2 separate regions of the Mus musculus genome follow, and region 2 is linked to region 1. A link is a loop called in an ENCODE intact Hi-C map of the cell type or tissue named here. Cell type or tissue: heart. All regions are shown on one strand. Links, peaks and the distances in the headings refer to the core of each region. The heading gives the core; the rest is flanking DNA. Region 1 holds the start of Gli3 (GLI-Kruppel family member GLI3). Region 2 overlaps Gli3 (GLI-Kruppel family member GLI3).

What was found. Peaks named below come from ENCODE experiments on the same cell type or tissue, not always from the same donor. Only the 100,000 strongest peaks of a DNase experiment are listed, where the experiment ranks them.
Region 2: a loop joins it to region 1, with 2.0 times the contacts of the local background. A loop is called at or near these places in 6 of 42 quality-filtered maps.

The regions. Positions count from the first base shown.
Region 1 is chr13:15,458,114-15,470,143 of GRCm38, forward strand. It overlaps Gli3 (GLI-Kruppel family member GLI3), which reads left to right and starts at 5,610. Exons shown (of 15, transcript NM_008130.3): 1 at 5,610-5,998. Gm6556 (a long non-coding RNA gene) reads right to left here and starts at 6,505. Exons shown (of 1, transcript XR_001780862.2): 1 at 1,867-6,505. In heart, for the core only: no CTCF peak of the experiment used is centred there; DNase peaks (open chromatin) are centred at 5,068, 5,548 and 6,258; H3K4me3 peaks cover 3,747 bases; H3K27ac peaks cover 2,998 bases; H3K27me3 peaks cover 1,714 bases.
Region 2 is chr13:15,710,286-15,722,315 of GRCm38, forward strand. Gli3 (GLI-Kruppel family member GLI3) reads left to right here. Exons shown (of 15, transcript NM_008130.3): 11 at 3,214-3,363; 12 at 4,665-4,829; 13 at 9,770-10,060. Among named protein-coding and RNA genes, the nearest start is that of 4933412O06Rik, 86 kb to the right of the region's middle. In heart, for the core only: a CTCF peak has its summit at 5,045 (motif pointing left); no DNase peak of the experiment used is centred there.

The DNA.
Region 1 (12,030 bases), core at 1,768-9,767:
GTGAGAAGACCTTAGAAGGGCCCATGTGCAATGCCCTTAGAAGCGTTTTCCTGTCTGGCAGCTGCCCTGTGACATGAGGGAGCTTGGCTCCTTCCATTCTGTTGTATCTGTAGGAGTGCTCTCATCTTGGGAGTGCTCAATATTTTCCCTGCAATGGATACAGGCTGGTACAGAATCCCAGTGACTGGAAAATGGGTGTGAGCAGCTGAAAAAATGGGGAAAAAAAAAAGTTCTGCAGAGCCTGTTGTAGTAGGGTGTTTCATTAGCTGTCTACAAATGGGTTATCGAGGCCCTGGGAGTAGATTTAGTAAGATTAGACAGAATGGGCAGCTCAAGCTTAGTTTGACTAATTCTGCTTGAATTTTTACACATGGATTTACCTGCATGTAGGTATTAAGAACAGCATTGGACACCCTCTGAACCCCCAATCTTGATTTTTATCATTTGTCTTAGTGGTTATTTTTGTATAACATGTAACAGGCTTTCTAGCCGCTAGGCCTGGAGAGAGTACACTTACTTTCCTTTCTTATTGTCAGCTGGCACATCATTTTTTTCTGGTGTTCCTTTGGTCACAGGAAGTGAGGTTAGGGAGAAGAAAGGGGAGAAACAGGGAAAGACAAAGAAGAGGGAAAAAAAATAAAAAGCTTGAGATCAAGTGTAAGCTAAGGTGGGAGAATCCTTTTGGCTACACATACACAGGATGTATTAGTGTGACTCTGGCTCACTGAGGCTCATGGAGGAGGCATGGACTGAAGGCTTCAATTCCTAGTGTACAAACTCCTTGCTGGACCAACTGAAGCAAAACCATCAGTCTTATATCACAGAAGGTGTCTGGCCAAAATCAGGAAGAAAGGAAGGGTGACCTTTATGAAGGACAAGTGATTCAGAAATCAAGTGCTACTTGTCTGCCTGTGTGCAGTTACTTTTTTGTCTAGCTAAGAGGAAAATGGCTTAATTCCAGCACTTGGGAGGCAGAGGCAGGAGGATTTCTGAGTTCGAGGCCAGCCTGGTCTACAAAGTGAGTTCCAGGACAGCCAGGGCTATACAGAGAAACCCTGTCTCGAAAAACAAAACAAAACAAAACAAAACAAAACAACAAAACAAAACAAAACAAAGAGGAAAATGGCATCCTCTTGAAGAAGGCTCTCATTGCAGGGGAAACAAACTATAGGGCAGACTATGTAAAATGCACCTGCCTCCTGTCAATCTTCCTTGATTGCTTAAAAAAAGTTCATGAGATAAAGCAGAGCTCAAAGACAGGATCCTGCCCTATCTGAAACTTATAGGCACACGTCTTGACTTTCCAGTCAATAAAACACTGAAAAAATTTTGACATTTCCAATTAGCTTAAGTCAATTTGAGCTGGGATTTCATAATTTCCAACTGGAGGTTCGTCAGAGTCCATGAACCATCCTCCTGGAGTTTCCAATGATTAACTGCTAACAACTACACAAGAAGACAAAACAACCACAGACTTGGTGAGGACGAGAATATTTATGATGAGAAATGTAACGGAGAAAGCATAAAGAGGAGCATGGGAAGCTGGTGTTAGACTGAAATGTGTCTTCTCTGTTGCAGACCCTTCATTAACTTTAATCCTCTTGTTCTTATTAGTCTGTTTCTCCTTGCTATAACAAATTATAGGGGATGAGGTTGCTCAGTGGTTCAAGTGGGTACTGCTCTTGCAGAGGACCTAACTTTGGTTCCCAGGCAGCTCACAAATGCCTGTAACTCAAGCTCTGGGTGATCTGATGCCCTCTTCTGACTCCTAAAGGTATCCCCTCCCACTATGCAATGTATATCTACCCACACAGAGACACATGCACATGAATAAAAATAGTTCTTAACAAATTATCTGAGGCTCAATTCTTTATAAAGCAAAAGGGTTTATTCAGCAGAACTTTAGGACCCGAAAGTTCAAGATGGAGAGTCCTCGACAGTTTGACCTCTGGAGTCATGACACTAATGAAGTGGGAACACACCTAATGCTCCCACATAGTGAGACAGGAAGCCAGAGAATTGGAAGGAATCCTCCTTGCTCTATTATAAGCTTGATTTCTTGAGAATAACTAAGGCTATAACAGCATTAACATATTCTTTTCAATAGGCAAGCCAACCAATGTGTATTCCACTTCGTAATGGTTTCAATCATCTTAACACCAGTGTTCTGAGGCCCAGGCCTCCAAACAAACCCCTGTGGGTCAACGTTGCTGAGTTGACTTGTGCCCTCTTCTTCTTAAAAAGAAGTGCTCATCCCAGGAACTTCAGAAAACTAGCTTATTTGAAAACAAGGCTGTAGATGCAATTAGTCAAAACAAAGTCAGACTGAAGTGGCATAGGCCACAGCTCTCAACTCCATAAGAGGAGATGAGTGCAAGGAGAATGCCTTAAGATCACCCAGGCAGAGAGATGGGAAGTAGCCGAAAGCCAAGGAATAGCAAGCAGATCAGGGGCTCCTACAAGAAGCCTGTGAAGGCAAGGATGGCTTTCCCCACACTTTGCAGGCAAACACTGGCCCTGTCGACACTATGACTTAGCATCCTGGCATTCAGAAATGTAAGTTAGTGCCTGCCTTGTTTAAGCCATCAACTGCATAATCGCTTGCTACAGCAGTGCTGACAAACCAACAAGAGGGTTGTTAAGTCTCTTGCCTCATTATGGAAAATAAATCCATCTTAAAGGTTTAAATATTGTGAGTATAGCTCAGGGTATCTGTTGCTGTGGCCATGGCCACAGCAACTTAGGGAGGAAAGGGTTTGTTTGGTTTACAAGTCCTGATCACAGTCCATCACTAAGGGAAGGACTCAACGCAGGAACCTGGAGGCAGAAACTGAATCAGAGACCATAGAGGAGTGTTGCTCACTGGCTTGTTCCCTGTGGCTTGTTCTGCCTGTTTTCTTATATAACCCAGGACCATCAGCCTAAGTGTGAAACTGCCCCGTAGTGGGCTGGGCCCTCTCACATCAACTGTTAATCAAAAAATTTACTATAGGTGAATCTTATGGAATATTTTCTCAATTGAATGTCCCTTTTCCCAAATGACTCTAGGTAGTGTCAAGTTGACAAAAAAAACTAACATAGAGGACTTATGACATTAAAATTTCCCAAGAGATTTGTAGTTGAAATGACTAGTGATGAGGTAAGGCAGGAATGACTGTATAAGAGTGGGATTCAGATGGATTAAGGAACAGTCTCTTCCCTATGCATCCTACCTAATGGCTCCTTAATTAACAGAAGTCCCTCTACTGAGTTAAGAGATAACTTAGGAGCCTCTGCAGGACAGGAGGTGGGTGATGCATAAGATTTAAGGTTCCAATTTTAAGGACACCCCACCTTCAAGAATTCCTCTTGTTTCATTTTGGGATTTGTATCCAAGATTTCCCTGGGCAAAAGAGTTATGAAGCTAACATGTATTGAAACTCCATGACATTATTTAACTCACAGCGAGGCAATTTTTTTTTTTTCTTTACCATTTCTGTAAACCATGTTCACGTGCATGCGTTTGTCAGCCAATCTGAGTTGCCCACCTCTCCTAAGGTGAGGGAATCAAAGTTTAGGATGCAAAGCGGAGTTCCTTCTTGGTTATTAGCTAAGTTCTGATAGCGTGGTGGGAAGGAAGCTTTGCAATGTTTTTCTTTGTTCCAGTGTTTTTTAGAACCCCAAATCAAGATCTTTATGACTCAGAATGTGCTGCGAGACTGTAAGAAGTAAAAGTCAAAATTTATATTTTATGCCCGGTGATTTATGGGCTGTCCCTTTTGCCACTGGATAAGCAGAGAAAACTATCAGGATGCAGTATTTACATTCTCGCGGTGGAGGCAGCAGCAGCCCCAAATGCCAGAAACAATGTATCTGACATTAATGAAACACACCATCCCTCTGACTAACTTGAAATACCAAAAAGGAAAATAGTTCTCACACACGATGTCGTCTTTTATAACTTTGCAGGTATAATCTCACTGGAGATCCATAGCCGTCCCGGGACTTAGGAGGACTGCATTTTCTCGCTCATCTACTGTGGGCTCAGAGTCTACAGAGGCTGAGGGAATACTCTGGGGCCTGGGGCCAGTTACTGAGGGGAGGGTTGGGGCTACCTCTGTTGATATTCCTGCACTCCGAGATGAGTGAAGGATGTTTCACTCTTTGCCTTACAGAGTGTTGTAGCGGAGAGAAAGCTTAAAAATGGCTAAGAAGTGTCTGGAGCCCCACACTGAAAGCTTAAGTCACTCTCTGCTTTTGTCTTTGTCATAAGCAACAAGTCACCAGAAACAAATAACGAATACACTGTCAATTCCGTTAAAAATTTTCCCCAGTTTAGCACGTGAATTTCAAAATGTTCTTCAAATTATTATAGCTATTCATCCACCCACTCTGCCTTCAAGACGGCTGCCACAGAGCACCCTGAGCACCAAGGCACTCCTGGTGGGCCAACTGCTTACTCCGGTATTCTGGAATGTCTCTTGGGTTTTCTTCTTTCTTCCACCCCCTTGAAATCCTCCCTTTCAAGTAACAGGTTGGGGTGAGTACCTGGATGGGGAGAGAGAGATGAGTGCACTGGCCCGTTGAAGTAACATGGGTCTTTTAAAAGAAACCAAGGACAGGCACTCTGCATCTTAAGGAAAAGAACCCCGTGCAAGTCAGGGTTCTCAGCTCAAGTCCCGGTTCCCAGCTCGGGTCTTTGTGTTCTTTGCAAAGTGGCCCACGGGGACAGTAGGCTGTACGGCGAGACGTCCCAAACGGAGTTTAACGCAACGGGGAGGAAAGTCTTCAACTTTCAAAAGCATCATCCCGCGAGAGGAAGTTTCAGGCTTGGCCTAGGGAAAAGTACCAGGAGGTGTGCGGGGGTGGGGCAGTGGCGATCTGAGAGGTCTCTAGAGAAGGAAGGGGAGTCCAGCCCGAGAGCGGAGTTGGGGGGGGGGGGGGCGAAGAGAGGCGGCATGGGCGAAGCGCCCGGCAGCGCGCGAGCCCCGGCTGCTCGGCTGCGCGGGAGCGCAGGCCTGGAGGGCTCGGGTGACATCACCCGCGGGCCCCTTCCTCCTGCCGGGTGGGTGGGGCCTGGCGCGCCGCGCGGGCGCGGGGTCAAGGAGGGGGAAGAGGAGGAGCAGGCCTGGATGTGTCTGTGTGAGGACCCGGGAGGGGCGGAGGCGGTGGAGCGCGTGGCTCCCGGCTGCCCGCGCCAGCCCTGCCCGGCCCGACGCGCGGCCTCAGTGCCGCCCCTCAGCGCAGCGCCCTGGGATCCGCGCGCGCGGAGCGGGACCCCGCCGGGCGCGGCCTGGAAAGGAGCGGGAAAGCAAAGTAAGGCGAGCAGTCTTCCCAAGTTTTTAAACCAACTTCGCCCCCTGCGGCGGCGGCGGCGGCGGCGGCGGCGGCGTCGTCCCGCGGCTCGGCGCGTCCCCCCCAGCGCTCCTCCGAGTGGCGGAAATTAGAGGGACGGGGCGGGGGTGGGGGCGCGCGAGGGAAGAAGGAGCCGGGAAGGAGAGCAGAGTCTGACCACATCTGTGAAAACTTGGGGAAGGAGGGCGGGGAGGAGGAGGAGCGCAGGAGCGCGCGGAGGGGAGCGCGAAGGGCGCGCGCGGCGGAGCTCAACTTTTGCAACCGGGGCGCTCGGCCTGGACGGGCCCTTAGTCGTTGAAAAGTCGACTTGACGGTCGGGGGGCTCCTTTCTTTCTCTTTCTCCTCCCACCCGCGGTTGAACCAAATCAGAACTGTCACTCAGGGCCGGTGACTCAGAGGGATCAGATTACAGGATCCCTGAAACTGATGCGCGGGCTGCAGCGGCGGGAGGGAGCGGACCGGGCCGCACCGCCGGCGCCCGCACACTCGTCCGCCCGCCCGCCGCTCCCCTCCTCGCCCGCTCGCCCCGTCGCCGGCCCACGCCACACCATGCCCGCCGGGGCCGCACGCTGGGATCAGTCAGGCCATCCACGGTAGCCCGAGTCCGCCTGCCGCTCCGCCGGCGCAGGTCTGTGGATTTGGGACCTGACAGCCAAAGCCGCAGGTACGTCCCGCCTGAAGTTCTTTGTTTTGCGGGCCCCGCAGCCCTCCCTGTCGAGCTTCCCGGCGGCGTCGGAGCGGCTTGTGTGCGCTCGCGCCTTCCCGCGCTCTCGGGGATCGGGTCTCGGCTCTCCGGACTGCAGAGCTCCTGCCCCAGGGCGCGCGGACCAAGTTTGCAGCGGCGGCGTCCGTGCCTACTTCTCGCCAAGTGCTGCGCAGAGCTCCGGGAGTCCGGAGCTGCGGCTGGTCCTCGCGCCCCCGCAAGCCGCAGCTTGGCTTGCGCGCAGCGCCTGGGGATGCGCCGAGCCGCCGCTGCCCCGCTCTCCAGGGTCCCGCCTTCACTTCTGAGGGTGGGGGTGCGGGGTGAGCGGATGGAGGGCGCGCCTCCGCGGTGGGAGAGGAAAAGTGAAAGTTGTGCCATCTGTGCGTGATTTGGAACTCTGTCTCTTCCTTTCCAGAGGTAGAGCAGAAAGAAAGAAAAGAGAAAGAAAGAAAAGTAGCCGTGGCCCTTGCGGTAACCAAGAGGCCGAATTTGCACAGAGCAGAGTTGGGTACGGATCACTCTACTCTGCTGGGGACACTTAACTTTCTGGAGTTGCAGTGGGACCCCGAGGATGTGGCAGAGTTAATATTGATCATACATTTGAATAGTTGGTGAAGCGACTTTTCAGCAGATGGCCACATGCCCTCACACTCGGCCCGGCCTTTGCTTATTATCCTTTGATGAACTTAGTATCCTTCTGTGAACTTTGTGCCTGTGTCCCGGAGTGCACCTTTTTGAGTACCAAGCCATACCCCCCCTCCCCCCAGGCTTTCTTGGCTGTGTGTGTGTAAAGACCACTTAGGGAAGTTTCCTGCACCGCGTTTACCCTTTCTCCTCCCCCAACTTGGTTGTAGATTCTGGCCTTGGGTACAGTGCTCATGGCCCTCTGCCAGTTTATATGTACATATATTTATGTAAAACATTTTCTCCCAGCTCTGTGCCAGCTGTTCCACATTTTCCAGCTGCCACTTCAGTTTGAAATGATGGACTGTCGTCCTCAAGTAAAAGAACTCTTTAGTCCGAGGTATGGAGGGCCGGCCGCTGTGCAAATACAGGGGCAGTGCCATTAGCCCCGCTGGTATTATTAGTTCCAAAAACACCTCGTGCCCTTCTTTTCCTCTCCTTCTCCTCCTCAATTACAGCTTTTCACAGCCCAGTACGTGCACTCTGCTGAACATTCAAGTGATTAACCCCCCACTCCCCTTTCTAAATGATTTTGTGCAGAACTTGGATGAGGCCGGCAGGCTGGTTAGCTAGCTTGCTTCTCTTTTCTTTCTTTCTTTCTTTCTTTCTTTCTTTCTTTCTTTCTTTCTTTCTTCCTTCCTTCCTTCCTTCCTTCCTTTCTTTCTTTCTTTCTTTCTTTCTTTCTTTCTTTTCCTGAAATATGTGTCTGGTGGAAATAACTTCTAGAAAAAGAGTTGCAGCTTGAGAGCATTGGGCATGGCTGGGGGAAGGGGAACTGTGCTCTGCCATCTGAAATAATCTCATTTTAGTCTATTTTAGGGGAAACCTTTCCTTCGTTCTCATGTCACAAGCTTGCACTGTTTGATGTCTTCACGAGTTATAGACTGAATTCTTCAAGAACTGGCCTAAAGTATTAATTTTGAGTATTTATGTAATTGCTCTGTAATTTGAATAGGTGCCTTATTGATTGATTCCTGTAATTATTTCATTTGGGTTTTAAATTAAAAATTAATAATAGTCTGACAGTTTCTTAATTACACGTGTCAAGATTATTTTGAAGCAGGAAAATGCTGTTTTAAAATAGTGAAATAACCTCAGAATCACTTCATTTTTCTAAGGCAGCGCAATAGAGGATATATTAAAGCAGTGGAGATTGGTTTTAACAATGTAAACTGTGCAGAGTATCTACAGAATTTGTTTATGTTAGGAAATATTGGCTTTAACAATCTGGTCCACGAGCTCTGTGGCCAGTTAGATTATAGTCAGACCTTAAAACAAACATGAAATAACATTTAAATTAGCTGAAATTGCATATTTATACAGAGCAGAGAGTTTATTTTACACTAAAAGCTATTTAATTAGAAACTCTCCGCCTAAGGGGAGATCCTTTCAGGGTACGTAATTCTTAAAGTCAGCCTAGGGAAGGCTGGGTTTAGCTGCATGAATAAGTTCAATGTGAGAGGTGTCTGCTGAAATTTCACACAGGCAGAAACACTTTAAAAGATATAGATTGCTTTATTGCTAATAGACTGGCAGGCTTAGCTCAGATGCCTACCAATTCCCTGTGCTTTTTACACACTCCTTGATTGAACTCCAGTGTCCTTACAGTTTTTATTGTATGTCTAATTTGCAAAGGAGAAAATTCAGCATTGATGAAAAATAACTCTGTCGCGTTATTTCATTGCTTACTTAATGAAAGCATTGTTAATTTAACAATTGGATTCCAAGGCCTAAAAGTTGGACTCTCCTTTGTTTTGAAGCCAGTGAAGTTTTCTTAATTACCTGCATGCTGCAAGAGTTACAGGCATCCTCTGGGCTCAGGCATTTAGAAGTGAGTCCCCCGTAAGGCATCCATCCTGCTTGCTGCATTCCCCTCCCCGATTTCTGAGGACAGTTTGGAAGCTTATGAAAGGAAACACTTTAATGCTCATTGTTGTGTGCACTCACTTATATGGAGACAGCAATGTTCTGAGAAAAATCAGTCTCGAAGACATGAGTCATTGAGTCATGAAATGTTCAGGAAAACCTTAGTAATGGAATGTTAATGCTTTTAGACGATAGTAGATTATCTTAAAAGTCAGACTTTTCTCCTTTCTGAAATTGTTGTAAATCCCTAGCTGAGGAGTTCTTTGAAGGAGGTTTTAGTTCTCCTGGCATTCATATTCTGAGGTTGGTCTGATTTGCTTTGGAAGATTCAAGGAATTTTCTGCCAACTTTTAGATCGAGAGGCAATCAAAGGCTGAAATGGCTACAGAACCAACACATACAAACACATTTGTTAAACAAAAGGTTCTCTAATAATGATTTCAGGTTGTCTTCTCATTAGAGCCAGGGAGAAGCTGCTGCTCTTCACCCCACATTGTCAGTTTTCTACATGGAAATTGATCTGTTCTACTTTCAAAGCAAATAGAGGCAGACAATAAACTGCAACAGGGCCCGGCGCTGCTGCAAACTTTCTCAAGTACTTTCCAGTGTATTTTTCATCTTTACTTTTATTTGATGGGCCTGTGAAATAGAGCTGTAGACTGGTGAAGACTTTAAATGAAATTTCACACTTTGATGATTTTTTTTTTAAACTTTGATATATTGACAGCAAAAGGAGCTGCAAAAGCTTTTATATAACTCGAGCAGCAACGCCAAGCAGCAGTCAAATGTCTCCATGCATTTGTGTTTAACTGCAGAAGAAAAACATGTCCATGGGCAGCAGAGGTTCTTATCAGCCCCCTAATCCCAGATCCCAGCAAACCTTGAGGGCATGCCTTAGATCTTGCTGAAGCCACTGTGGACTCTCACAGTTTGCAGATTAAGTATGCTATGTGTTCCTGGCTCCAGCAGTGGCGTTAGGAGCTTGCTAAGCTTCCTGTCTTAGTATCCCCTTTGCTTAAGTTTTTAGGGTCCATTGAAGGCTATGTTGTCTGAAATAAGTGGCACTTGTTAATTTAGAGACTGTTTACATATTTCATTCTCTCTTTAAAAATTGCCAAATTTATAACTTTTTTTTAAACTGAAAAGCTAATTATGTCTGGAAAAGGGGAGGAGAGCTGTTGGAGAGAAGCTGTCTGTGGAGTGTTTATGAGCTCATTTGTTTGGAAACTTTGTTGTCTGGATTGTTTTTACCACACTTTCCCTTTGCCTAACCCCTGAAAAGTAGACTTTTTCCATTTGAAATACCAAATGCACAGTAGTTTCCTACATATTCCTTAGCTGCCTCTGTGTGTGTGTGTGTGTGTGTGTGTGTGTCTCTGTGTGTGTGTGTGTGTCTGTGTGTCTGTGTGTGTGTGTGTGTGTGTCTGTGTGTGTGTGTGTGTGTTTCACCTGAAAGTGTTTTTTGTTCTGGTTGTGCATGTTTCAACCCGACAAAATGTCTCAGAAAATCTATGGCTTTCTAAAGTAGCTGAATGAAAAAGCCATTACATAGTTAATAAGGTGGCACTGGGACACTGAGGCCTCCTCCTGAAAGGCGATATTGTATTGAGTTCTATGTGTGCCTCTGTGGTATCTGTAAACTATATCCTCTTATATGGCATGCTAGCATTTTGTGTACGAGTCATAATTAAAAAAGAAAATACTTACATCATTGTCCAGCAACATGTCATATCATTCCCAAGAGAACCCAAGCCAATTTTGTGTTTAAAGGTTATTCAATGAATGAAATTGTGAAAGCCCATTTGTCAAAGTACTGCATGGTTTCTGTTCGTTTTCAAGCTCCAAATTCATTGTCTGCCCTAGCCCAGCCATTAGTCATCAGTGTATTAGTGCTGCCTTCAGGCCATGCTGCCCGGCACTTCTTCACACTATTACAGCTTTGAAAGTGTACTCTGTCGACTTGTAGAATTACTGCTCTGATTTCCGCTTGGCTGGTTTGAGGTAAGTCCCCTCCCTCCCTTCTAGCTGACTGTAATCCTTGCTTTCTTTCAAAGCTCCTTTCCAGTGATTTAGAAAACTTTCTTAAGGACCCTGTTGGCATCCTACCACAGTTTTGTTGTAGCATGCACTATACATTTAAATTGTACCTGAAGAAAATTGGATTGGTTGCAGGCCTGAAGCATGTAGAGGGGGGCTGCTTTGCTATGGAGGGGAAGGGTGCTACAGCAATAACTATTGGCATAGCACATTCGTGTACTTGTGTAATTTTTATGTCCTAGAATTAATTCAACAATGAGAGACAAGTATCATTCTTAAACCCCTGTTGAAATAAATTTAAAATATATAACATATTCACTTATTTTTAAAGCAGATTATTTTTGAAGATTCAATAAAATGCCTAACAAGAGTGTTTTATATTATATACTGCCATTAAAAAAAAAAGATGGAAAACTCATCAATTAGATAAAAGATAAGTTCAAATTTTATTAATGAAGGAATGAGGCAATTAAGCCTTGTTACTGATTACATTTTATGATTTTTTTAAAAGAGTAATTCACTCCAAAGATTTATTAGTGTGCAGAGAAACCTCATGCAGCAGCTTTGAATGACTGAGCTGTATGGAGACCTGGGCTCCACTGGCCAGACACATGGATCAGGCTGCACTACTGTAGGACAAGGCCTGCTGTTTGAACTGTGCAACGGAATTCCACACCAGTCTCATTGAGGGTGTCTGTAGCAGTTGATGCAGGCTAGACTGACCGTCTTGTATGTATAAAGGGTGAAGGCTGAGTCAGCTGGAGAATGTTGTTTGAATAAGAAAGTTTATAGAATAAGTGGCCCATGGGTAATTAATTCTTATAAAGTAGACCCTGCATCTGAAAATCCTTAAAATTTGAAAACCTGGCTTTAAAAGTTGCAATTAAGATTTAACTCTCAAAGCATTAAAAATGAGGAGGGTGAAATGAAGAGGATAGTGCTGCATGAAGACAAGCTGAGCATCTTTAGCATCTGTGGCCGATTTAATACCTAAATATCGGTTTCTCTTGTGTGATTTAATAGTCAGGTGGTGGCCTGGTGTGGTAGCTCATGCCTGTAGTCTTAACATTCAGAAGGCCGAGGCAGGAGGATTGTCACAAGTCTCAGACAAGCCTGGGCTTTATCATCAGTTCTAGGCTGCCTGGCCTATAATGTGAGAGAACCTGTTTCAAACCATAATATTCATAAACGCAGTATATCCCCCTAAGCTGTATTGTAAGGATAGAGGGTCATAGGCACTGTAAGTCATATACATTCTATGTGCATAGCATATTTTTTTTCTGCTGCTATGCAAACATGCTTAATTCTTTCAAATCTCAGTGAAGCACTCACACTTTTATGATATATGTGGATGTGGTGGGAAGACTGTTACAGAGCTTAATATTTATAGACTGATGGAGAAGGTC
Region 2 (12,030 bases), core at 1,533-9,532, 250 kb after region 1:
GTATTTCAGACACTGTTGACCCCTCCTCCTGCTGCTCCAGTGGCTCCCTGAGTAGCTCCAGTTACTTTACTCCAATGTTCATGATGGGGTAGATGTGCAGGGCCTGTGTTGTTTTGGTTTAGCCCCACAGTGTTATTGCTGGAGATCTGAAATGTGCTGGTTTTGTGAGCCTTGGTCCTATAGCCTGTGCCTGACCATCTGAACAGTGTACCTTTAACCCTCGGAGAGCTTGTGCCTGCTCACCATGCCAAACAGCAACACTGCCTGTAGCCTGCCAGGTCTGCCTGGCGAGTTCTTTCTTGCTGTCTGTGGGTGTCACCACTATCCTCAAAGGCACCAAGATCTGACTTTCAGTGAGTGCTTCTCTATCTTGTGTCTGCCATAGTCTCCCCTTTTCTCCACTCTCAGCCTGACCTCACACCTGGTGGGGCTTCATTCAGCTTTCAGGTTCTGCTTTCAATGTAGTTTCATTTGTACCGACCCCTGATTCCTGATGTACCACACTGATCTTGGGCCCCTGTTACATGCTTTTATGAAACCCATTATTTCCCTTCATAATGCTTATCACAACTGTAATTATGCAGCAATTTAAGTTATTATCCGTTTTTCTCCAGGAGTCTGTAATTTCCTTAGGGCAGAAATTATGTCTGCCTCACTCCCTGTTGTTGCTGGGCCTAGTGCAAAAGGCTTACCACACACCATCCTGAAGGCATGAAGAGGAGAGAACTGTTGCCATCTTTGTATCCCTTTGCTCCCCCAGGGAAAGAGTGGGCCATGCCTAGATATCTTTAAAAGCTTTTGTGAATTCTTGAGAGTAATTTTATAGTAACGAAATGCTGTACATTAAATACCAGGTAAAGCAAAGTTGTATTAAGATAAACAAGTGTTCAGGGTGTCTTTTGCTGGCACTATTCCCATAGCATGGTAGATCAGATGGACCCAACAGATACTATGTAACTGCTAGGCATTGGGATACAGTCCGTGGATGAGTATGTGAAACTTTGGGGACTGTACAGCACAAATAGAATTGCGATTTCCAATTATAATCTCTGCTTCTTCCTTTCTCTGTATTTCATCCTCCTCCCTCCATTTTTCCTCCTTCCTCCCTTGTCCCCCATCTTCTTTCCAAGTGTTTTAGGACAAGGACCAATTTGTTAATTTCCAATCATAGAAAAACTGAAAGAATAGCAACTTTATGGGATGGTCCAATGTACTCATCTATTTTTCTGTCAGAGAGAGTTGTATCTGCAGACTCTCTTTGGGACCATCCAGGGCAGTGCGCAAGCATGGTGGTTGACTAAGACTACACATTGCAGCACTAAGTTCCCTGTGGTGCACATCTGTTCTCTTTGTGGATTATGTGCACTATTGTGATATCTAAGATACTGCTTCCTATGACAGCTGACTTAGGATAGGAAGTTCAGGAGGAGACCAGTTCTGCTGTCACTGTGTTCTGCTGCCTGTAGTCCCACATGATAAGATTGTCTCTGTGTGTGCTGTTACATGCTGCTACTTTGCAGTTCATCAGACATTCTGATTGCCGTTCAAAGAGCGGAGAGTAATGACTTTTTTTTTTCTCTGCCTTTATCCAGCTTTTACTTCTAGAAACAATAAAGAAAACTATTTTTTCATGCAAAATGTTTATCCTCAGGCAATCAGCCACCTAGATGAATAATCAAGAAAGCCTGTTCTGGTAGCAGAAAATTCCCACTAGGTCTCTAAGCTAGAGTGTTCACAGGCACATATCAAATGCTGTGTCATTACTGCAACAGAACTCAAGAAAACTTTAATTACCGGATGACTTTTAAAAGATACATATCTGTATATTTGAAAAAGTATAGCTGGTAGCCTTAAAATAAGCCAAATAAAGCATAACTTGGCCAGAGAATTAAAAACAAAAAAAACAGGACAAAATTTTCCCTTGTAGTCTAGAATTGGACATTTAAGTAGTGTACTAATCTTACTGGAGATGGACTCAGTTGGATTTGGTATTTGAGAAAGGGGCTCAGTGTGAAGTCTGGTCTAGTTTTCAGTTGGCAGTGTTCCTTACTCAGGCTCTCAATACTGCACTGCAGACTCGTACCACTGGCAATAAAGACACGTCCGTCCACTGTAGTTTTATCTGGGGAGCTCCCTTGCTCTTCCTCAGGTATTACTGTAGGTTTTTCATGCATCCTCTTGGAAGGCACTTCACGTGTCCTTCCAAAGATGTAGATGTAACTAACCCCAAAGCCTTGAATTGGTGAGGAATTTGGAGAAATTTACCTCCATTTTATTTATTCATTCATTATTTATTTATTTATTTTTAAAATTGCCTGGGTGTGAAGAGATGGCTTAATGCAGTGTTTCACAACCTGTAGGTGATGATGACCTCTTTCAGGCTGAGTGACCCTTTCACAGGTGTTGTCTGAGTCTAAAGGAAAACACAGATCTTTACATTGTCATTCATAACAGTATCAATATTACACTTAAGTAACAACAAAAATAATTGTATGGTTGGAGTCACTACAACACGAGGAACTGTATTAAAGGGTCGCAGCATCAGTAAGATGAAGAAGCTCTGGGTTAGTGGTTAAGAGACTTGTTGCAAAGCAGAGGACCCAGATTCTTTGGTTCCCAGCAACCATGGCAGCTCACAACAGTCCATAACAGGTACTAGGGGCCTGATTTTCCATTCTGACCTTCACAGACACCAGGCACCATGTGCAAGCAAAGCAGTAATACACTTAAAATAATCAGAGAAAAAAATTTTACCTACTAATAGAATTCGAAATCTTGATGGAAATGATGGCAGATTCTCTTTCTTAACACATAGTTCTCTGGGGTTATTATTCAAGAAGATGTTGTCCCAAATCTAAACCAAAGTTGCATTTTCTTGAGTTTTGTTATAAAGTCATGGGTACATGTGTGTTCTGTCCAACCCTCCCCCACCCCCATATCCCATGTACTCCCAGTGTTCTTCAGATTTCAGGGTCAAGTATTCCTTTCTGGATGCCAAGCCTGCTCCCAATCATGGTTCCCGTGCTGGCTTCAGGCAGTTACCAACAGTAAATGTACTTAGAAATGTATATACTCGAATGTTTAAAAATCTGTGATGTAGTGAAGTTATTTGTATAATCTTCAAAGCTCAAATTTGAGCATTTTCACTTCCTTTTGTTTCTCTGAGATATGGCTAACACATTTTAATTTTATTTCTCTTTTCCTCAACCCCAGCATATCAATAATGACCACATTCATGGAGAAAAGAAGGAGTTCGTGTGCCGCTGGCTTGATTGTTCACGAGAGCAGAAACCGTTCAAAGCCCAGTACATGTTGGTAGTGCATATGAGAAGACACACTGGGGAGAAGCCTCACAAATGTACAGTAAGTGCATACCTGACAGCCTCAGTGTCCCCTCACACGGGCGAGTGTGACACTTTGCTCTCTAGGCCTTTCCTGTTCTCAAGGGGTTTGCATGCTCTTGACCCCAGGATCTGAAAGGGTAGTGAGAAGAGAGACAGAGCATTGTTTGTAGAGTACCTTAGTGCTGAGCTTTAAACAGGCCATCTCTGCAGAGTGACAGGCAGGCATAGGTGACTGGCTCCACGAGCCCATGCCTTCTGTGTCTGCCATATTCCCACAGGTCAGCACACTGCAGGACAAACCACAGAGTTGATTTATTTTTCAGTTTAATTTTTTTATTTGTGCATGTAGTGGTCAGAGGATAATTTTATGGAGTTGATTCTCTATTGCCCCTTTAGGTGTGTTACAGGTATCAAACTCTAGTGGTCAAGTTTACACAGCTTGTACACTGACCCATCTTACAGGCCCTAAGTTGAGCATTCTTTATGAAAAACAAAATTCAACACACTGGGCTTCAGATGTAGTTCATATCAGAGCATTTAGCTACCATGCACAAGGCTCTGGGTGCTGACATAATGTACCAGTTAGAAAGCCTTGTTCATAACCTTTACAACCACTGTGCTCACAACACACGTGCATTAAAACTGCTGTATAACATTACTATTAGTGTGCACATGGTATGAAGCATAAATGGACTTGTGTCTTCATTATGTCTCAAATATTACTTGTGTAAATTCTGAAATCTAAAAAGAGCCCAAGCCTTTTGGCAAGGCATATTCATCTGCCTGTTGTTCTGTCTCCTCGATCCTTGCTCAGTCGCTACAGTGCGTAGAAGCCCCTGGAGTAGGCTGGGGCTGCAGTGAGACTAAGTTCTCTCTAGAGTTGCTCTGAGTGCTGCACAGCCCCCGGTACTTTACATCTTAAAGGGCCTTTATAAACATGATCAAATTCCATGCCTTTGTATGGACACAAAGCCATATTAATGAACTTTGTGCTGAATCTGAAATCAGTGGGAATTGGAGGAGATCAATGAACAGATAATGAAATTCATTGTCCACATTGAGCTGTCTATTAAAAAAAAAAAAATAGGAGGGGAAAAAAGCCTTCGGGAGTTTTACAGGCACTGACAACGCTTTGTCTTCAGCTGCCCCAAGCCACATCTGAATCCCAATAAATGCAGAGTTTAGTGGGGTTTTTGTTCCATGGTTTTGAAAAGCTGCTGACCCTTAAAAGGTCAAGTTTTTATCCACTTGGAGAGGGGGCTGAACACAAGCTGCAGCTGCTATTGTGTAGAGTGGTCCAGATTTACCTGTTGTCCTCAGTTTGAAGGTTGCACAAAAGCCTACTCAAGACTCGAAAACCTGAAAACCCACTTGAGATCTCACACTGGAGAGAAGCCATACGTCTGTGAGCATGAGGGCTGCAACAAGGCTTTCTCTAATGCTTCAGATCGGGCCAAGCACCAAAACAGAACACATTCCAATGAGGTAAGCTTCCATGTGGCATATATCTGGTACAGTAGATGTGTTCTGTTTTATTTTCTCTGGGTTGTTCAACTGTGAGTGGGCTCTGAGGCCCTGCACGTCTGCAGATGAAGGTTTGAGGCCTCAAGGATGAACCCTGTTTAGAGAGTAATGCAGACGAAGAAGAAATTCTATAAAAACCCTTGCTGAACTTAGTTTCCTGTTGCTCGGACCTGCCATCTACTGGCTAGACAGTAGTAGCATTTAATTTAGTGTTCAGGCTGCCTGCTCTAATAGCATGGTCCCACACAAAGTAAGACCTGGTACTGTTTCAAGACATTCAGAATCATCACAGTGGCAGGTGACAGACAGCTCACTCCTAAAAGCATCCAATTGTATTTGTTTTCGAGGAGAGAGCAGTTTCATCACATGCATGATATCTAAAATTATTTTCATCAAGCAAACAGCTTAAAAACAGTTTATAGAGATCTAAATTCCAGAGGACCTTGGAAGATATTCTTAGAAGCCCAGTTAATATTTAAGTCTGTTATCATAGTGGTTTGTGTTGTATTGCCATTATTTTTAAGACATTTGTCCCCAGACTACTGATAAGTATAAAAATGGTTACAGATTTGCATTAGCTAGGCTTTGATGCATATCTGACTAAAAGCGTAGAACTTCTTCTTGGGAGCTGTAGATGAATATTGGCTCCTCTGTAAACTCCCTTGAATATACCAAGCCTAATAAAGCTCCCTCATTTTGGATAGAAATGAGATTGTAGTTCAGGCCGGCCACATGTGTCCTTGCTTGATTTGAAACATTGTTGCAAATGGAGAAATTTGCATGTGTGCAACTTCAGAGTGGCCATTATGACATCATCAGTTGTAGGCTACTCTTACAGCCTTGCAATATCTAAACCAAGTGAGGCACTTTGCTCAGGAGCCATTTGGCTTTAAGCAGAGGTAGGGGGAATAGTGTGGTGATAGAATAAAACAGATTAAAATGACCTTTAATGAGATCATCTACACTGTCTAAAATACTTGAAACTCAACAGTTGCAGGTCCACAGACCCAGGTCCACAGACCCCAGCTCTTTCGAAAGGTCATGGTATGATAAGAAAGGACAGGTCATTTTGAATCTCCTGTTAATGACCTAGGAAGACAAATTTCATTTTTTATTATAATGTTAAAAGCTTTTTCTGTATATAATAGCCACCGGAACATTTTAGGGAGTCTAGAATGGGCAAATCCATGGAGACAAAATAGATTGGTATTTGTTAACACTTAAGGCCAAGGAAATAGCAGGCTGCTGATTTTGGAGTGCTAGAATATTCTAGTTTATTACACAACATGAAGAATGTCCTCAGTTCGTTTTTTTTTTTTTTTTTTTTCAACCTCAGTTTCAATTCATAGAGTTGAAAACCTCTGCTTGGAATTTCAATTAACATAGTAATTAAATTTAGCTATCTTTCATATACTTAAGTAAAAGAAGGCATTCATTCCTTTTGTAAAGTTTAGGCCAACCTCTCCTGCTGTAGAGAAATTTGGTCAGTGAATATATTGAGACAGGGATGCACAAATACATAGATTTTCATTTTTTATGAATTTAAAACATGTACAGACATCTGCTTATTTTAGGTATGGTCTAGTTATTTATTTTTTCTTTGATGAGATTAAGAAATACAGGATTATATGAGAATTGAACATCTCAGGAAACTAGAAGATGACTTGGGCAATAATGTTATTACCAGGAATGAGGAACTTATTTAAATGGGTTACCTTGATAATAGCACTTAATTAAGATTCACTCACATTCAAGTCATTTTTCTCTATAACATGTATGAGACTCTTAGGTTTTGAGTATAGAAGCTGGCACAGTTTCACATATACAGAAGATAGGCCTGTCCTGGAAATCCAGGTTCTTGTAGGCAAGTTAGCCCATCTTAAATAAATCCTGATACGCACTTGCGTTTATTTATTGTCTTATTTATGACTGTGAAGACTTTTTGCTATGTTAGGTAGAGCTAAGAATTCAGCAGGGTAGATCCAGACAGCAGGTCTCTTACATAACAGAAAAGCTGTCGTGGCATTTCTCTGTCTATGACTTTGTTCATGATCTTTCAGGGCCCTTGGGCTGTATAGCAGTGACCTCTGAAAGGACTCCCCATTCTAGATCATACAGTTTGTATTCCTCCTGGAGCCACATTTATGCCCATGCTCCGGACCACTCATGAGCAGGATCTTTTCTAGGGACCCTTCATTTTTGGCATCATCTTGTTAATTGCTTTTATTCCACAGAATCTCATTCTTTGTTTTCGCTACCTAGCTGAAGTGCTTCCTCATAAGAAATGCTCCATTGAGCAAGTGTTTACTATATGGGTCATGTGTGGTTATAAGCATCTTATGTACACGTGAGATGGAAGTTAAGCGCAGATTTTATTAACTGACACACCTCCCAGGATTATCCCAACCAAAAAAGGAGTCCTCAGTTGTCTACATCTTTGGGATTCATACTTTATACTATAAATGATTACATGGTCTCATTTTTCCTACCAGAAAAGAAGATTCTGCATACAAAATATAAGGGATTACATAAATGATCTTTTTATTGAGGTTACACATCTTTGTGTGCAGGAGTCTTGCATATAGTAGTACTCATTTGATGTTCAGTGAAAAATAAAATTTATCTGGGAATAGTAGCTCAATGCTGTAATCCCAGCACCTGGGTGGCTGATGTGAGAGAATTCACAGCTAGTGTAGGCTGTGGAAAAAGAACTTATTCCTCTGTCTGATAAATTGTATAGTCAGGAGAAAATGCATCAGTTGCTTTCCAAAGGTACCTGAGTATGCAAGTCACAATGGCAACCATCATGCCTGAGGATGAATGTCCAGGACATGAGAAGTTGGCCCCTTAGTGTGTCTGCTATCATCCTGGCATTGTATTGCTATCACAGGCTCCATAGTTGTGGTTATGTGGTTTGTTTTAAAGCATAAACTTCAAGAACCTGTGTTCTTATGGGGTTTTGTAGGTGACATTTAATGTGCATGTTCATATACAAGGGTACATGGTCACAGGTGTGCTTGAAAATGCTAGTTCTGATGAACTTCTCTGTGCTCATTGCCCATCAGCTGTGAACTCATTTCCAGGCTAATCTTAATATGCACATGAGTGTGTTTATAGGAAGAGTAGCTCTTCCTGTCCCCGTCCTGTGCCCTGTCATTGTCCTCTCTCCCCTTGCCCACACACCTGCATCAGGCACTCTGCTGATGGAGCAGCCTGTCCCATCAGTGCCCTGAGCAAGCACAGGGTTGATATACAAACACCCAAAGGTAATGGCACTAACTGTCAGAGCCATTCTTCTGTCCCTAATGCATGAAATCCTGCACTCTCATTTCGTCGTGTATATGCGGCAAATCACAGAGCCCCTGAGTAGACATAATTTGTAGTTAATGGGAATCAATTCTATCCAACTGAATCTTACATTTGAAGGTAAAGTCTCTCAGGATAATGTTCGGAATCTTCGCTTCTCTACGTTACAGAATTTCGGCATTTTAGGTTGCTCTCATTCTGGCCTTAGGCTTTTAGTGAAAAAGCATCTTTTAGACATGCATTCTGCAAGACAGGGTGTTCAGCAAGGATAAGAGATATATTATTTTAATCATGCTTTTCATGATGATTTCTTATATACTAGCTCACCTTCTGGTACACAGAGATGGAAGTACATAATCCTCTCATGGCTTTCAGCAAGGGAGCATGTCCGGAACCCCTACCCACACCAGAATCTGAGAATACATGAGTCTCTTCAATAAAGTGCTGCGATAGACAGACAGACAGACAGACAGACAGACAGACAGACAGATAGATAGATAGATAGATAGATAGATATTCTCTCATACTTCTGATTACATCTAATGCATGCTGCAGTGTAAATGCCATTTAAATAGCTGTGATATTGTTTAGGGAATAGCAACAAGAACTATCTACTCATGGTTGCTACATGTATAAGGTTTTCACACTACAGGTGTGAAGTTTTAGTGTTTTCAATCTGAAGTCAGTTAAGTTTGTGGATGTCGAGCCCTTAGCATCCCATTATTATCCCATTGCTACTATTTTGGCAGACAAGAAAACAAAATCACCATTCTAACATTGCTGATTAACAAAGGGATCAGTTCTGTAATCTATATGAATAATTTGATATAAATGCCCCTACTGTATCAGGAGGCATGGTACACAACTCAGGGAGAAAATAAAATTAGCAGGAAGGAAGTAGTTCTGCCTTGTGTAGACCTGGAAAGTCAGAGGAAAGCAAATTGAGAGACTGGTTTTCCATAAATCCATCATGAGCCTTGAGGGCTATATGGATAGTCTGTAATGAGGCTACAACTTTAGAGACCAGAGACCTTCTGAGAATTTTTACATCTGAACCCCAAACAATTGTAAGGCTACCCAGCTACCCAAATGAGCACTTTTCATTAAACAACATGAGAACAGCTCTGGGCAGCTTAGTTTTATTTCTTCTTATTATAATACCTTTGTACAAATAGCACATTTTCAAAGCAAAGAATTATTATATCGCAGAACCAAGATAATAAATTTCTTCACACATACATCTCCTGTAAGATGTATAAAATTGTCCTGATATCATCTTCTTGTAAGCCTCTCTCCATTATCATCATCAGTAGATGGAGAGCCATGATACTTCCACTCACAGCATAAATGCTTCCAACAATGTAAAGGCAATTTATACACTATTACTACTTACAGAGCTCTCTAAATAATACCTATTAAGCTAGATTCTATGGACACTGAGCAATATCAAATAGGCTTTCTAAGTCATTAGACCTGTGAGGTACCTAAATGCTGTGGAAGTACTTTTGCAAGAATTAGAATTGTACTGAGCAACTGCAAGTCATAATCACTTTTATTGCCATTCATCAACAATTTCTTTTTGTGGAATTTGCTAGAAACCGTATGTATGCAAAATCCCTGGCTGCACCAAGCGTTACACAGACCCCAGCTCTCTCCGGAAACACGTGAAGACTGTGCATGGCCCTGAGGCTCATGTTACCAAGAAGCAGCGTGGGGACATGCACCCTCGGCCTCCACCCCCGAGAGATTCCGGCAGCCATTCACAGTCCAGGTCCCCTGGCCGGCCAACTCAGGGAGCATTTGGTGAGCAGAAGGAGCTGAGCAACACTACCTCAAAGCGGGAAGAGTGCCTCCAGGTGAAGACTGTCAAGGCTGAGAAGCCCATGGTATGTCATTCACTCTCCTGTTCTCCCAGAGCCAAGCACTCATTAAGAAAAACCCAGATGAACATGTCAAGGGATGACACCATCCCCCTCCATTGTATCTGGCCACTCTGACTTGAGAGTCGTGAGCCCAGTGATTGAGACTGCTCACTCAAAGTTAATCTGCTTAGTCAATAACTTTGCTCAAAGGGAGTTGCTAAGATTCTTACCTGACTTATAAAACTGATCCATAGCTGTACCACTTGTGGCAGACAGACGTGGCTGTCAGTGTCTTCAATGCGGCTACTCAGTAGAAAATCATTCCTTGAGCCTTTCTGCAAATACGCTTTCTGTCTTCCGTGCCCTGTTGACCCCAAGATGAATAAGCCGAAGTCCTTATTCTTTGGGGTTTTACAGTTCAGTGGGATGTACAGATTGAAAAACAAATACAATTCAGATGATGAGGCTTAAACAACAAGTCTGTGAAAAGCCTTCTAGAGAAGGAGAATTGGCAGTGTGCTCCAAGGGCAGAGGCCCCAGGACAGTTCAGCACTCAGGGAGAGCCAGTGGCTCCTGGGGAATGGGAGGGAGACGAGAGGTATCAGTTGTGGGATTTGCCAGAGCGAAGGGGGAGAGGGAGTAGGGCAAAGGCAAGACTAGGGTGTGATCATGGGCTTAACAGCTCTAGTCTTAAGGATTGCAGTACAGGTCAGGGAGAGTGGAGACAGGCACAAGATTCGCATGTCACCACAACCCAAGATACCTTCTATTGCATAAAAAATGAGGATTGTCAGAGTTATTTGTAGCAGTTTCTCTTAAAATTGACTTGGTATGTGAATATTTATAGGCAAATTATATTATAAAGATAGAACTCAAACAGCTGCAGACCGAACTCTATATTTCCAGGTGAGAAAATTGGAGTTTCTTGAGGTGAATCACGGGGTCCTGTTGAGGTGAATCACGGGGTCCTGTTTCCTCAACAGATGTCGTGTGCTCATGGCCATTAAATACCAGATACCTTCACAGACATGTATTAATGAACATTACATTTCTAATATAATTTCTTTTAAAACTTGTCTTTAATTTGGTCATCATGCTATAAATTAAATTCTCTCTTCCTTTTTCTTATTAATGCAACACCTCTTCTGTCTATTGCTCCCAAATGTCTTGTTCTCACTTCCTAAGGACAGTGGGTAATAAGGTGAGGGAATTTTGACTTCTCTATTTTTTTTGTTTTGTTTTGTTTGGTTTTCATTTTAACATGCAAGCCTTCTTCCCATTTTATCTTCCTTTGGTTTCTATGGCATTGTGACATCCTTGGTGAGCATTGCTCAGCTCTGTGCCTTGAACATAGCATGTGAAAACGGGGAAGTTAGATGATCATTGTTACTTTTGCCTGGGACTTCATAATCAATCACACTGGGCCAACCAAGCAGTTGTTCTCAAATTCTAGTTAATTACTATCTTGACTAGCATAAATTCAAGTGTGGGACTGGATATGTACTGTGTTCTTTGAGGAAGACCTGGATAAATTTGTTAGCAATTTAACCTCCATTCAGTTGAGTGCATATAAGTAGTTTCCTGATTGTAAGTACCTGTGCCTTCTTACCATTCTGTGGCATGTGTGTGTGCGTGGTCCTATACACATATTTGTGTACATACATATTTTTATTATTATGTTGAAGAATGAAACTTACCCAAAGCTTTAAAAAAAACTCCCAATACTTCTGGAAGAGTTGATACCTCAATATTTTGCAGAGGCAAAATAATTAAGAATTTTCATACTCATGATCGGATTTACAAATCTTCCTTAGCTCTGCTTGGTTGCCCAAGGTTGAAGTTAATGTTCCGCGTGGCACTTGCTGAGAAAGTACGCATTTGCTTGAATTCATATGTTGTGGAAGTAATAAAGCTAGAAGACTCCCCAAGAGAGTTACCTCTACAAACACGTTCTCAACAGCATTGCGCATCCCACGTGAGAATCACTGAGTGAA